Linked DNA regions of Homo sapiens: region 2 is linked to region 1. The links are chromatin contacts, found by Hi-C or POLR2A ChIA-PET in ENCODE. All regions are on one chromosome and are shown on one strand. The core of a region is the stretch at or near the end of the contact, and the rest is flanking DNA. Distances in the headings are between cores, read along the strand shown.

Evidence for each region. Hi-C counts contacts between places; a loop is a spot of excess contacts on that map. ChIA-PET counts read pairs that join two places held with the same protein, here RNA polymerase II (POLR2A). Pooled maps may share reads with other maps.
Region 2: a loop to region 1 is called in a pooled map, with 4 times the contacts of the local background. The contact joins two enhancer-like sites. A Hi-C loop is called at or near these places in 1 of 50 pooled maps. POLR2A ChIA-PET finds 5 or more read pairs at or near these places in 2 of 52 experiments (HEK293 and activated CD4-positive, alpha-beta T cell).

The regions. Positions count from the first base shown.
Region 1 is chr19:48,103,691-48,109,714 of GRCh38, reverse strand. It overlaps PLA2G4C (phospholipase A2 group IVC), which reads left to right. Exons shown (of 17, transcript NM_003706.3): 2 at 3,154-3,193; 3 at 4,271-4,382; 4 at 4,991-5,127. The coding sequence starts at 3,186. Among named protein-coding and RNA genes, the nearest start is that of PLA2G4C, 4.1 kb to the left of the region's middle. Within about 2 kb of position 2,179, at least 12 of the 41 ENCODE cell types and tissues checked have a DNase peak (open chromatin) inside an H3K27ac peak, as active enhancers do.
Region 2 is chr19:48,411,023-48,417,383 of GRCh38, reverse strand. GRIN2D (glutamate ionotropic receptor NMDA type subunit 2D) reads right to left here. Exons shown (of 14, transcript NM_000836.4): 5 at 3,279-3,393; 6 at 2,800-3,011; 7 at 2,352-2,520; 8 at 1,229-1,382. Among named protein-coding and RNA genes, the nearest start is that of GRIN2D, 21 kb to the right of the region's middle. RefSeq lists enhancers at 2,430-2,569, 2,275-2,996. Within about 2 kb of position 3,320, at least 4 of the 41 ENCODE cell types and tissues checked have a DNase peak (open chromatin) inside an H3K27ac peak, as active enhancers do.

The sequences.
Region 1 (6,024 bases), core at 930-3,429:
CTGCGCCACTGCACTCCAGCCTAGGGCACAAAGCGAGACTCCATCTCAAAAAAAAATAAAATAAAATAAACCAATCAAACCAAATTCCAGGCCACCCTCAGGACCCCACTTTAACTTAGTCACCCCTTTAAGAGCCTATGTCTGGCCGAGTGCGATGACTCATGCCTATAATCCCAGCGTTTTGGGAAGCCAAGGTGGAAAGCTCTCTTGAGCCTAGGAGTTCAAGACCAGCCTGGGTGACATAACAAGACCTGATCTCTACAAAACATAAAAAATTTAGCTGGAGATGGTAGCATGTACCTGCACTTCCAGCTACTCGGGAGGCTGAGGTGAGAGGCTCGCTTGAGCCCAGGAGGCTGAGGCTGCAGTGAGCCACGATCACACCACTGCACTCCAGCCTGGGTGACAAAGCAAGACCCTGTCTCAAAAAGCAAACAACGAAAAAGAATCCTATGTCCAAATACAGTCACATTCTGAGGTTCTGGGGGTTACAAGTCCAACATATGAATTTGGAGGTGGTGGGGGGAAGCTGATTAATTTCATAAGGGGGGTCTTGAAACTGCCTTCGCAGAAATGTAAGTAATGAGAGAAAGCTAACATGACTGACCATCTTGTTTCTAACCTCACAGGCTAGATTTTTTTTTCTTATTCTAGTGCAGAGGCCAAAATTACCATGAGAGGAATTTAATTCATAGTTAAACTTTGAGACAAAGAAAACTGACCCCCAGTCCTTGTTGAGAGATTGAAGCCACATTCATTTACTTTTTATTTATTTATTTAGTTTTGAGACAGAGTTTCACTCTTGTTGCCCAGACTGGAGTGCAATGGCATGATCTCTGCTCACTGGCACCTCCACCTCCTGAGTTCAAGTGATTCTCCTCCCTCAGCCTCCTGAGTAGCTGGGATTACAGGCGCCCGCCATCATGCCCAGGTGACTTTTGTACTTTTAGTAGAGATAAGGTTTCACCATGTTGGCCAGGCTGGTCTCCAACTCCTGACCTCAAGTGATCCTCCCACCTCGGCCTCTTAAGGTGCTGGGATTACAGCCATGAGCCACTGTGCCTGGCCTGAAGTCACATTCATAAGACAAGGTTAGAATCATGAAGGTGCTGGAACTTTGCTAAAGAACAGTCGTGGGTTGAAGAATGACCTGCCATCCCTTAGCTTCCTTTTCTATATGTGCTCCAGAGTCACGTAACCAGGGGTCGCATGATTTATAACTTCCCCAGCTACTTCTATAAATAATATCACTGTCGTGAAACACAGAACTCAGCTTTTTAGTGGGGTGTGGTAGCTAACACCTGTAATCCCCACTTCTTGGGAGGCTGAGGCAGGAGGATTGCATGAGCCCGGGAGAATGAGACCAGCCTGGGCAACATAGTGAGACCTCAATCTCTACAAAAAAATTAAAACTTTGCCAGACGTGGTGGTGCATGCCTGTAGTCCCAGCAACCCAGGAGGCCAAGGCAGGAGGATTGCTTGAGCCCAAGAGTTGGAGGCTGCAGTGAGCTATGATTGCGCCACTGTAGGGACCAGCCCTGCAGGGTCTGTGGGTCTTTCTCCCCATGTGCGGAGACGAGAGATCGTAGAAATAAAAACACAAGACAAAGAGATAGAAGAAAAGACAGCTGGGCCTGGGGGACCACTACCACCAAGACGCAGAGACCGATAGTGGCCCCAAATGCCTGGCTGCGCTGTTATTTATTGGATAATAAGGGGCAGAGTAAGGAGTGTGAGTCATCTCCAATGATTGATAAGGTCATGTGAGTCACGTGTCCACTGGACAGGGAGCCCTTCTATGTTAGGTAGCCAAGGCGTAGAGAGAGAGGATAGCTTATGTCATTATTTCTTTTATGTTCTTTTCAGAAAGATCAAAGACTTTAATATTTTAATACTTTCACTAATTCTGCTACTGCTATCTAGAGGGTGCAGCCAGGTATACAGAGTGGAACAGGAAAGTGAAACAGGAGTGTGACCACTGAAGCACAGCATCACAGGGAGATGGTCAGGCCTCTGGATAACTGCGGGCGGGCCTGACATCACTCAGGCCCTCCACAGGAGGCGGTGGAGCAGAGTCTTCCCTAACTCCCCCGGGGAAAGGGAGACTCCCTTTCCTGGTCTCTAGGCACTGACGCAACCGCTAGACCAAGGTCCGCTAGGCAATGGGCATCTTCCCAGACGCTGGCGTTACCCCAAGACCAAGGGGCCCTCTAGTGGCCCTATTCGGGCATGACAGAGGGCTCACACTTGTCTTCTGGTCACTCTTGACCTCAAGTGATCTGACTGCCTCGGCCTCCCAAAGTGCTGGGATTACAGGCATGAGCCACTGCTCCTGGCAATAATGTTTCGTTTTGTTTTTGTTTTAAAAAAAAGAAATTGTCTTTGAGATAGTTTTCAGAGTGAGCATTTTGGCAGACCAAGAGCTACCACCTGGTCCTGAGACCCGCTCCCAGGAACTGACTCAGCTATACAAAGATAGTTTTGGACACACCTGTGATTTCATCCATAGCCGATCAATTGTTCCCTCAGCCCCTTGCCCACCAAAGTTTCCTTAAAAAACCCTAGTCTCAGGTCGGACGCGGTGGCTCGTGCCTGTAATCCCAGCACTTTGGGAGGCCAAGGCGGGTGGATCACCTGAGGTCGGGAGTTCAAGCCCAGCCTGGCCAACATGGAGAAACCCCATCTCTACTAAAAATACAAAAATTAGCCGGGCATGGTGGTGCATGCCTGTAATCCCAGATACTCAGGAGGCTGAGGCAGGAGAATCGCTTGAACCCGGGAGGCGGAGGATGCAGTGAGCCGAGATCATGCCAATGCACTCCAGCCTGGTCAACAAGAGGGAAACTTCATCTAAAGAGAGAGAGACAGACAGAGACAGAGACAGAGGCAGAGAAAGAGAAAGAGCGAGGAAAAACCCTAGCCTCCAAATTTTCAGAGAGACGCGCTTGAAATATTTCTCCCATTCTCCTCGCTTGGCCGCCCCTGAGATTATTAAACTCTCTCTCTTTGCTGCAACACCTGCTGTTCGCATTGGTTTTGTCTGGGCAGTGGACAAGGAGAACCCATGAGCCCGTGACAGTCCCAGCCCTCCCCCACTGTCTTTGCTAAGCCCAACAGTGGGCACAGGACTAAGAAGAGCCATTTCTTTGGCAGGAGGACTGAGAATTTTCTGACCGCAGTGCACCATGGGAAGGTAAGTCCTCTTAGAGCTGACCACTATGGGGAAGCAGAGCATTTGTGTAATGGAATGCATAGTGAGTGTCAAGAGGTGAGGGCTGTGACAGTTCCTCTCGCTTGGTGGAGATAGATGGAAAGAGCTGAAGGTTGGGCATGGTGGCCCATGCCTGTAACCCCAGCACTTTTGGTGGCCGAGGCAAGAAGATCTCTTGAGCCCCAGAGTTCGAGACTAGCCTGGGCAACATGGTGAAACCCTATCTCTACAATAAAAGAAAATATTTTTAAAAATTAGCCAAGCATAGTGGTACACACCTGTAGTCCAAGCTACTTAGGAGGCTGAGACATGAGGATCACTTGAGTCCCGGTGTTCAAGGCTGCAGTAAGCTATGATTGCACCACCGCACTGGTGGTGGGCAACAGAGCAAGACCCTGTCTTATTGTTGAACCGGGGAGGTGGAGGTTGCAGTGAACTGAGATTGCGCCACTGCACTCCAGCCTGGGCAACAGAGCGAGACTCTGTCTCAAAAAAGAGAGAGAGAAAGAGAAAGAAAGAAAGAAAGAAAGAAAGAAAGAAAGAAAGAAAGAAAGAAGGGAGGGAGGGAGGGAGGGAGGGAGGGAGGGAGGGAGGGAGGGAGGGAGGGAGGGAGGGAAAGAAGGAGGGAAGGAAGGAAGGAGGAAGGAAGGAAGGATGGAAGGAAGGGAGGGAGGGAGGGAGGGGAGGGAAGGGGAGGGAGGGAGGGAGGGAGGGAGGTATGTCACCATGTTGGCCAGGCTGGTCTTGAACTCCTGGGCTCAAGTGATCCACCCACCTCACCCTCCCAAAGTGCTGGGATTACAGGTGTGAGCCACCGCGTCTGGCCCCAAAATTAACCATTTTGAAAAGTGAATAATTGACTGGCATTCAATGCATTCACAGTGTTGTACAACCATCACCTCTATCTAGTTTCAGAATATTTTCCTCACCCCAAAAGGAAACCATGTACCCGTGGGCTGGTGGCTACCTGCTTGGACAGCCCAGTTCTAGGTCAAATTCTGTGTTTTATCCCTTTTCCCTGTGAATTTTCTGGACTTCTTTGTGTTTTCTCCTGGGAAGCTCTGAAGTTTCCATAATTCCTGGGCTCCAGAAAGAAGAAAAGGCGGCCGTGGAGAGACGAAGACTTCATGTGCTGAAAGCTCTGAAGAAGCTAAGGATTGAGGCTGATGAGGTAAGTGAGGGGAGGAGGGTGGCCCCAGAGATCCCAGAATCGCCCCCTCTGTGCCCAGTGTCCAGGGCCCAACTCAGCCAGGGAGAGCTGGACCGAAGGATATGAACTTCTATGGGATAGAAATAGAAGGATATGAACTTCTATGGGACAGGCATTGCCCCTGCCTAAGGGAGATCCTAGGTCTCCTCCTTCTCCTCCTCCTCCTTTCTTTTTCTTTTCTTTTCTTTCTTTTTTTTTTTTTTTTTTTTTTGAGACAACGTCTCGCTCTGTCACCCAGGCTGGAATGCAGTGGCATGATCTTGGCTCACTGCAACCTCCACCTCCCAGGTTCAAGCTATTCCCCTGCATCAGCCTGCTGAGCAGCTGGGATTACAGGTGTGTGCCACCACACCCAGCTAATTTTTGTATTTTTAGTAGAGATGGGGTTTTACCACATTGACCAGGTTGGTCTTGAACTCCTGACCTCAAGTGATCCACCTGCCTCGGCCTCCCAATGTGCTGGGATTACAGGCGTGAGCCACGGTGCCCGGCCCCAGGTACCCTTCTTCTTGTTCCCACCTCCATCCTCAGGCTCTAAACCTCTGATCGATTTTCTCCCCAATGCCTAGGCCCCAGTTGTTGCTGTGCTGGGCTCAGGCGGAGGACTGCGGGCTCACATTGCCTGCCTTGGGGTCCTGAGTGAGATGAAAGAACAGGGCCTGTTGGATGCCGTCACGTACCTCGCAGGGGTCTCTGGATCCACTTGGTAAGCATCACTCATGTTTCAGATTGCTTTCTGACACATAAATGGGATTATTTTTTTCCTCCTGACACCAAATGTGTGTGGTTTTTTCCAACGCTGCTTCTCGAGCTCTCTGGTACTAGCTGGGTGTCCTACAATTCTGAGCAATTCTGACGCTGGCTACCTGGAGTTCACATCAGATTCCACAGGTGAAAGGGGCTCAGTCCCAAAAAACTGCTCCCACTTCAGACACGAGTTGCAATTACCTAGCCGCTGGTGCTTCTGACCGACTGGCAATAGTTTGGGGTTTCCCACAGCTTCCGCCTCATGTTCAATAATTTACTGGAATAGCTCACAGAACTCAGGAACACACTTTACTTACAATTGCTGGTGTATTACAAAAGATGGGCCAGGTGTGGTGGCTCACGCCTGTAATCCCAGAACTTTGGGAGGCTGAGGCAGGAAGATCGCTTGAGTCTAGGAGTTTGAGACCCAGGCGGGGCAACATAGCAAGACCCCATCTCTACAAAAAGTGAAAAAATTAGCCAGGCGTGGTGGTGCATGCCTATGGTCCCAGCTACTCAGGAAGTTGAGGCAGGAGGATTGCTTTAGCCTGGGAGGCTGAGGCTGCATTGAGCTACAATCACACCACTGCACACCAGCCTGGGTGACAGAGAGACCCTGTCTCAAAAAAAAAATTTTTTTTTTCTAAAAAAGAAAATTCCAAGGGTTTTAGGAACTCTGCACCAGGAAGCAGGGGAAAACACCAAGTATCTTTCTTTGCTACACAAAGCCATGGACAAAGCATAATAATACTACCTTCTGACATTAAAGGAGGATTTACATGTTCAGGTGCACTTTTCACACTGCAGGTGGATAGAATACAGCCCTTTTAACTTATCAGCCTCTATGATAAAGTAT
Region 2 (6,361 bases), core at 2,071-4,570, 310 kb before region 1:
CAGCTCTCTAACCACACCCTGCATCTGTCTGCTGTCACCTTCCTATTGCACACCCCCACTCTGTCTCTGGCATAAACCTTGCAGTAGCATCCCCACCAGCCACTTGCTTCCACAGAGTGGGATTTTTTTCTTTGTTCTTTTTTAGAGATAGGGTCTGGCTCTGTCATCCAGGCTGGAGTGCGGTGGTGCCATCTTGGCTCACTGCAACCTCTGCCTCCTGGGTTCAAGCCATCCTTACACCTCAGCCTCCGGAGTAGCTGGGATTACACAGAGCTGGATATTTTAAAAACTTAAATCTGATTATATATCCCCACACCATCTTCTGTAGTTAAAACCCTTGTCCGGGTGCAGTGGCTCACGCCTGTAATTCCAGCATTTTGGGAGGCTGAGGTGGGCAGATCACCTGAGGTCAGGAGTTTGAGATTAGGCTGGCCACCATGGTGAAACCCCGTCTCTACTAAAAATACAAAAATTGGCCAGGCGTGGTGGTGCATGCCTGTGATCCCAGTTACTTGGCAGGCTGAGGCAGGAGAATCGCTTAAACCTGAGAGGCAGGTTGAGGTTGCAGTGAGCCGAGATGGTGCCACTGCATTCCAGCCTGGGCGACAGAGTGAGACTCTGTCTGAAAAAAAAAAAAAGAGAGAGAGAGAGAGAAGTAGAAGCTTATCTTCTGCCTCCTTCACAAGGCTGAGAGATCCTACTGGACAGGGATTTGTGTCTTCCTCATTTGCCACTGTGTTCCCAGTGTGGAGCCCACCACCTGGCACATAGTAGATGCTCAGTAAACACTGATGGTGACTTAAGTGCTTACAAGGTATTGGTACCATGCTAATTTGTTCTCTTCATCTCATACCTAGTACAGGAAAACACTTGGGTTTTGTGGGGCCTGAAGCTTGCACAATTTGGAGGGCTCTCTTTGAGAAAAAATAATTCAACCTTATGAATACAAAACCAGGTGCAGGGCTTGGAAGCTGCAGTGCAAGAGAAGGCTCCTGAGCTCAAGCTTCTTTAGCCTCTTGATGAAATGTCTTCTGGGTAGGGAAATTATTTCTTCCATCTTGTAGATTAGGAAACTGAGGTTCAGAAATGATGTCACTTCACCGAAGTTGCACAGCGGGTTCAAGTACCGATGATACCGGGAACCCAGGTTTTCTGATCCCAGGGCCCACACGGTTGGGGACGGCTACTTTGCCTAGGGCTAGCTCCCTGTCCCAGGGCCCCAGATTACCGAGGAAGGCCGAGGGGGACACCGTGCCATTGCTGCGCGCCACCATGACGCTGATGCCGGTCTCCACGAAGGGGACGGAGAAGTCCACGATCTCGGAGCGCTCCTCGTTGATGGTGAGGGAGCCGATGGCCATGTCTGCGCGCTGGTAGAACACCTGGGGTGGGGGCGATGAGGAGTGGGCGGGGGAACCCGGCTCAAGCGGACAGACTGACACGGACGGCGAGCAGAGACGGGCCCCGGGAGCAGACCAGTGACAGGGTGAGGGAAGGGGCCAAGAGGGATTGCGAGGTGGGTGAGGAGGGGGACGAAGAGTGGGGCAGGGAAGGGCGGAGGTGAGAAATGGGGAACAAGATTGGGAATTGGTAGCCCGCGTCCTACCCGGCTGCTCCCAGCAAGACCTCAAGGCCTTGGTCCAGATCTTCCCAGCCCCACCCTCTTCCCCTAGATTCTCACCCTCCTGGCCCCTCCTCCTCTGTACCAAAGTCCCTCCTCCCAGCCCCGCCCCCTTCCCCTAGGAGTCCCACCCTCCTAGCCCCGCCTCCACTGCCCCAAAGTCCCTCCTCCCAGCCCTGCCCCCTTCCCCTAGGAGTCCCACCCTCCTAGCCCCGCCTCCTCTGCTCCAAAGTCCCTCCTCCAAACCCCGCCCCTGACACCTCCTGACCCCGCCCCCTGTTCCAAGGCATGTCCCTCCCGCGACCCCGCCCCAGGCCCCAATCAGGTGTTTCCTCAATTTGGCCGCGCCCCTGCCCCAGGGTGCCGACCTCTTTTTTTTTATTATTATTTTTTGAGACTGAGTCTCACTCTGTGCCCAGGCTGGAGTGCAGTGGCGCGATCTCCGCTTACTGCAACCTCCGCCTCCCGGGTTCAAGCAATTCTCCTGCCTCAGCCTCCCGAGTAGCTGGGATTACAGGCGCCCGCCACCACGCACGGCTAATTTTTTGCATTTTAGTAGAGACGGGGTTTCACCGTTTTGCCCAAACTGGTCTCGAACCCCTGAGCTCAGGCAATTCGCCCGCCTCGGCTTCCCAAAGTGCTGGGATTACAGGCGTGAGCCACCACGCCCGGCTGTGCCCGCCTCTCGACTCCGCCCCGAAGATTCCCCGCCTCCCGTCCGCCCCCTCACCTCCCCGATCATGCCGTTCCAGACGCCATCGATCTTCTTTCCGTGCTTGCCATTGGTGACCAGGTAGAGGTCGTAGCTGAAGCCGATGGTATGCGCCAGCCGCTTCAGAATGTCGATGCAGAAACCCTTGCAGCAGCGCTTTTCCGGGCGGGGGGCATCCGGTGGAGGGCTGCGGGCAGTGACCAGGCTTGGGGAGTTTGGGGACCCCCTCCTTAGACTCTCTCATGAAGAGAGGATATGGAGGAAGGGATAGGCGGCAGCTAAAACTATGGTTAGCGCTTTCAGGGGAAACTCAGGCTCAAAGAATTCTGAGGTTTGCCTAAGGTCACCAAGCTGGAGGGCTTTGTGGGTCCTGGGTCCCAAGGGAGGAGGGGGCTGGGGGCCCAGACTACTGGGCTTCACGGGAGGCGGGTTTTGGAGCCGGAACTCCTGGATCCCGAGCTGTCACCTGTGGGTTCGGTTGAGCTGGCTCCGGCAGGGGACGGAGTCTCGGATGCAGGTGCCGCTGATAGGGTCTGCAGGCTCCACGATGACAAACGGCCTTTCCTCCAGCGTGGCCACCGTGAGGTGCTGCGTGTCGTCCACTGGCTGCAGGAAGCGACCATAGCGGGACCACAGCGGGTACTTGAGGCGGAGCGTCTGCTGCTCCCAGCTGCCCACCTTGGCCAAAGGGAAAGAGAGTCAGGCTTCCTGGGAAGACTTCCCGGTGTATCCTGGCCTCCATGATCCTCTTCCCTCAGACCTAGGTGTGTGGGCAGCAGCTTCTTCCAAGACCCAGGAGCCCCTCCCACCTTCAGATCCCAGGACCCAGGAGTCCAGGCTCCTTGTCCCCTCCTCCCTCTTAGTCCACGACCTCAAGCCCCCCCTCTGCCAGGATGCAGGAGTCCACACCCTCTGCCATGCCTGAGGTCTGGGGCTACGACTCACCACCTCCCACGTCCTGTCTCTGGTGAGGGAGATGACCACCAGGGAGGGGTTCACTAGGAAGCCGTCCTCATTGAAGGAGTAATCCCGGTTATCCCACGTGATGTTCATGAAGTACCTGCCCAGGAGGAGGGAAAGGGGACATGCTGGGGCCTGGGCTGGACCTTGGCAGCGGAAGGCAGAGAAAGTCCCCTTTCTGCAGACCAGCCCCAGCCCCCAGCTGGAATCTCTCTTCTTTTACCTCCAAGGTCTCAAAAACACGAATATACCCCTTCCCTGCTCAGCACCCTCCCCTTGGCTGCCCAGTGCCCCCCAGGATAAGGTTCCAGACTCTCTTTCAGCTTGGTGTTGAGGCCCTAGAGTCCCCTTTTCTTTCCTTCTTTTTTAAAGTAGAGATGGGGTTTCACTATTTTTCCCAGGCTGGTCTTTTTTTTTTTTTTTTTTTTTGAGACAGAGTCTTGCTCTGTCTCCCAGGCTGGAGTGCAGTGGTATGATCTTGGCTCACTGCCACCTCCACTTCCTGGGTTCAAGTGATTCTCCTGCCTCAGCCTCCCAAGTAGCTGGGATTATAGACATGCACCACCATGCTTGGCTAATATTTTGTTTGTTTTTGTTTTTGTTTTGTTTTTTGAGACAGAGTCTTGCTCTGTCACCCAGGCTGGAGTGCAGTGGCATGATCTTCGCTCACTGCAACCTCCGCCTCCTGGTTCAAGCAATCCTCCTGCCTCAGCCTCCTGAGTAGCTGGGATTGCAGGTGTTCACCACCATGTCCAGCTAATTTTTGTATTTTTAGTAGAGATGGGGTTTCACCATGTTGGCCAGACTGGTCTAGAACTCCTGACCTCAGCCTCAGTGATCCACCTGCCTCAGCCTCCCAAAGTGTTGGGATTACAGGCATGAGCCACCATGCCCTCTTTCTTTTTTTTTTTTTTTAATGTGTGGTTTTTTTGTTTGTTTTTGTTTTTGTTTTTTGAGACAGAGTCTTGCTCTTGTTGCCCAGGCTGGAGTGCAATGGTATGGTCTCGGCTCACTGCAACCTCCGCCTCCCGGGTTCAAGCAATTCTCCTGCCTCAGCCTCCTGAGTAGCTGGGATTGCAGGTGTTCACCACCATGTCCAGCTAATTTTTGTATTTTTAGTAGAGATGGGGTTTCACCATGTTGGCCAGACTGGTCTAGAACTCCTGACCTCAGCCTCAGTGATCCACCTGCCTCAGCCTCCCAAAGTGTTGGGATTACAGGCATGAGCCACCATGCCCTCCTCTTTCTTTTTTTTTTTTTTTTAATGTGTGGTTTTTTGTTTGTTTTTGTTTTTGTTTCTTGAGACAGAGTTTTGCTCTTGTTGCCCAGGCTGGAGTGCAATGGTGTGGTCTCAGCTCACTGCAACCTCCGCCTCCCGGGTTCAAGCAATTCTCCTGCCTCAGCCTCCCGAGTAGCTGGGATTACAGGCGCCCACGACCATGCCCGGCTAATTTTTTGTATTTTTAGTAGAGACAGGGTTTCACCATGTTGACCAGGGTGGTCTCGAACTCATGACCTCAGGTGATCCGCCCGCCTCAGCCTCCCAAAGGGCTGGGATTACAAGCGTGAGCCACCGCGCCTGGCCTGGCCCGCCTCTTTCTTTCTCTCTCTTTCTTTCTTTCTTTCTTTCTTTCTTTCTTTCTTTCTTTCTTTCTTTCTTTCTTTCTTTTCTTTCTCTTTCTTTCTTTCTTTTCTTTCTCTTTCTTCTTTTCTTTTTTTTAAATTTTTATGTATGTATGTATGTATTTATTTATTTATTTTTGAGACAGAGTCTCGCTCTGTCGCCCAGGCTGGAGTGTAGTGGTGCGATCTTGGCTCACTGCAAGCTCCACCTCCCAGGTTCACGCCATTCTCCTGCCTCAGCCTCACAAGTAACTGGGACTACAGGCACCTGCCACCACACCCAGCTAATTTTTTGTATTTTTTTTAGTAGAGACGGGGTTTCACCGTGTTAGCCAGGATGGTCTTGATCTCCTGACCTTGTGATCCGCCTGCCTCGGCCTTCCAAAGTGCTGGGATTACAGGCATGAGCCACCACGCCCAGCCTCTTTTTTTTTTTAAGTAGAGATAGGGTCTCACTACTTTTCCCAGGCTGGTCTTGAACTCCTGAGTTCAAGTGATCCTCCCACCTCAACCTCCCAACATAGTGGGATTACAGGTGTGAATCACTGTGCCAGGCCCCTAGAGTCTGTTTTTGTTCTGGCTTTGCCTTCCTCTGAAGCCGCATCTCTGAGAGTTCCCACCCTCAAACTTCAAACTCTTTTCACCCCAAAATTCTTTTTTTTTTTCTCTATCAACACTGGCTTCAAGGTGTCTCCCAAACATGTCAAGTGATTTCTTATCTCTAGGACTTTGCAGATGCTGTTCTCTCTGCCTGAAAAACCTTATACCACCCCTTATCCTGACCAACTATTCTTCTTATTTATTTATTTATTTATTATTGAGATGGAGTCTTGCTCTGTCACCTAGGCTGGAGTGCAATGGTGCAATCTCAGCTCGCTGGAACCTCCGCCTCCCAGGTCCAAGCGATTCTCCTGCCTCAGCCTCCTGAGTAGCTGGGATTACAGGCAAGCACCACCGCGCCTGCCTAATTTTGTATTTTTAGTAGAGACAGGGTTTCACCATGTTGGTCAGGCTGGTCTTGAACTCCTCACCTTGTGATCTGCCCACCTCGGCCTCCCAAAGTTCTGGGATTACAGGCGTGAGCCACCACTGCCGGCCTATTATTATTATTATTATTATTATTATTATTATTATTATTATTTTGAGACGGGGTCTCACTCTGTCACCCAGATTGCAGTGCAATGGCGTGATCTTGGCTCACTGCAACCTCTGCCTCACAGGCTCAAGTGATCCTTCCACCTCAGCCTCCTGTGAAGCTGCTGGGACTTTAAATGTGCACCGCCATGCCCAACTAATTTTTGTATTTTTGGTGGAGACGAGGTTTCGCCATGTCCCAAGCTCAGATGATCTACTTGCTTTGACCTCCCAAAGTGCTGGGATTACTGGCACGAGCCGCTGTACCCAGCCTTGACCAACTCCATGTGTCTTAAAGACTGAGCTCAAAT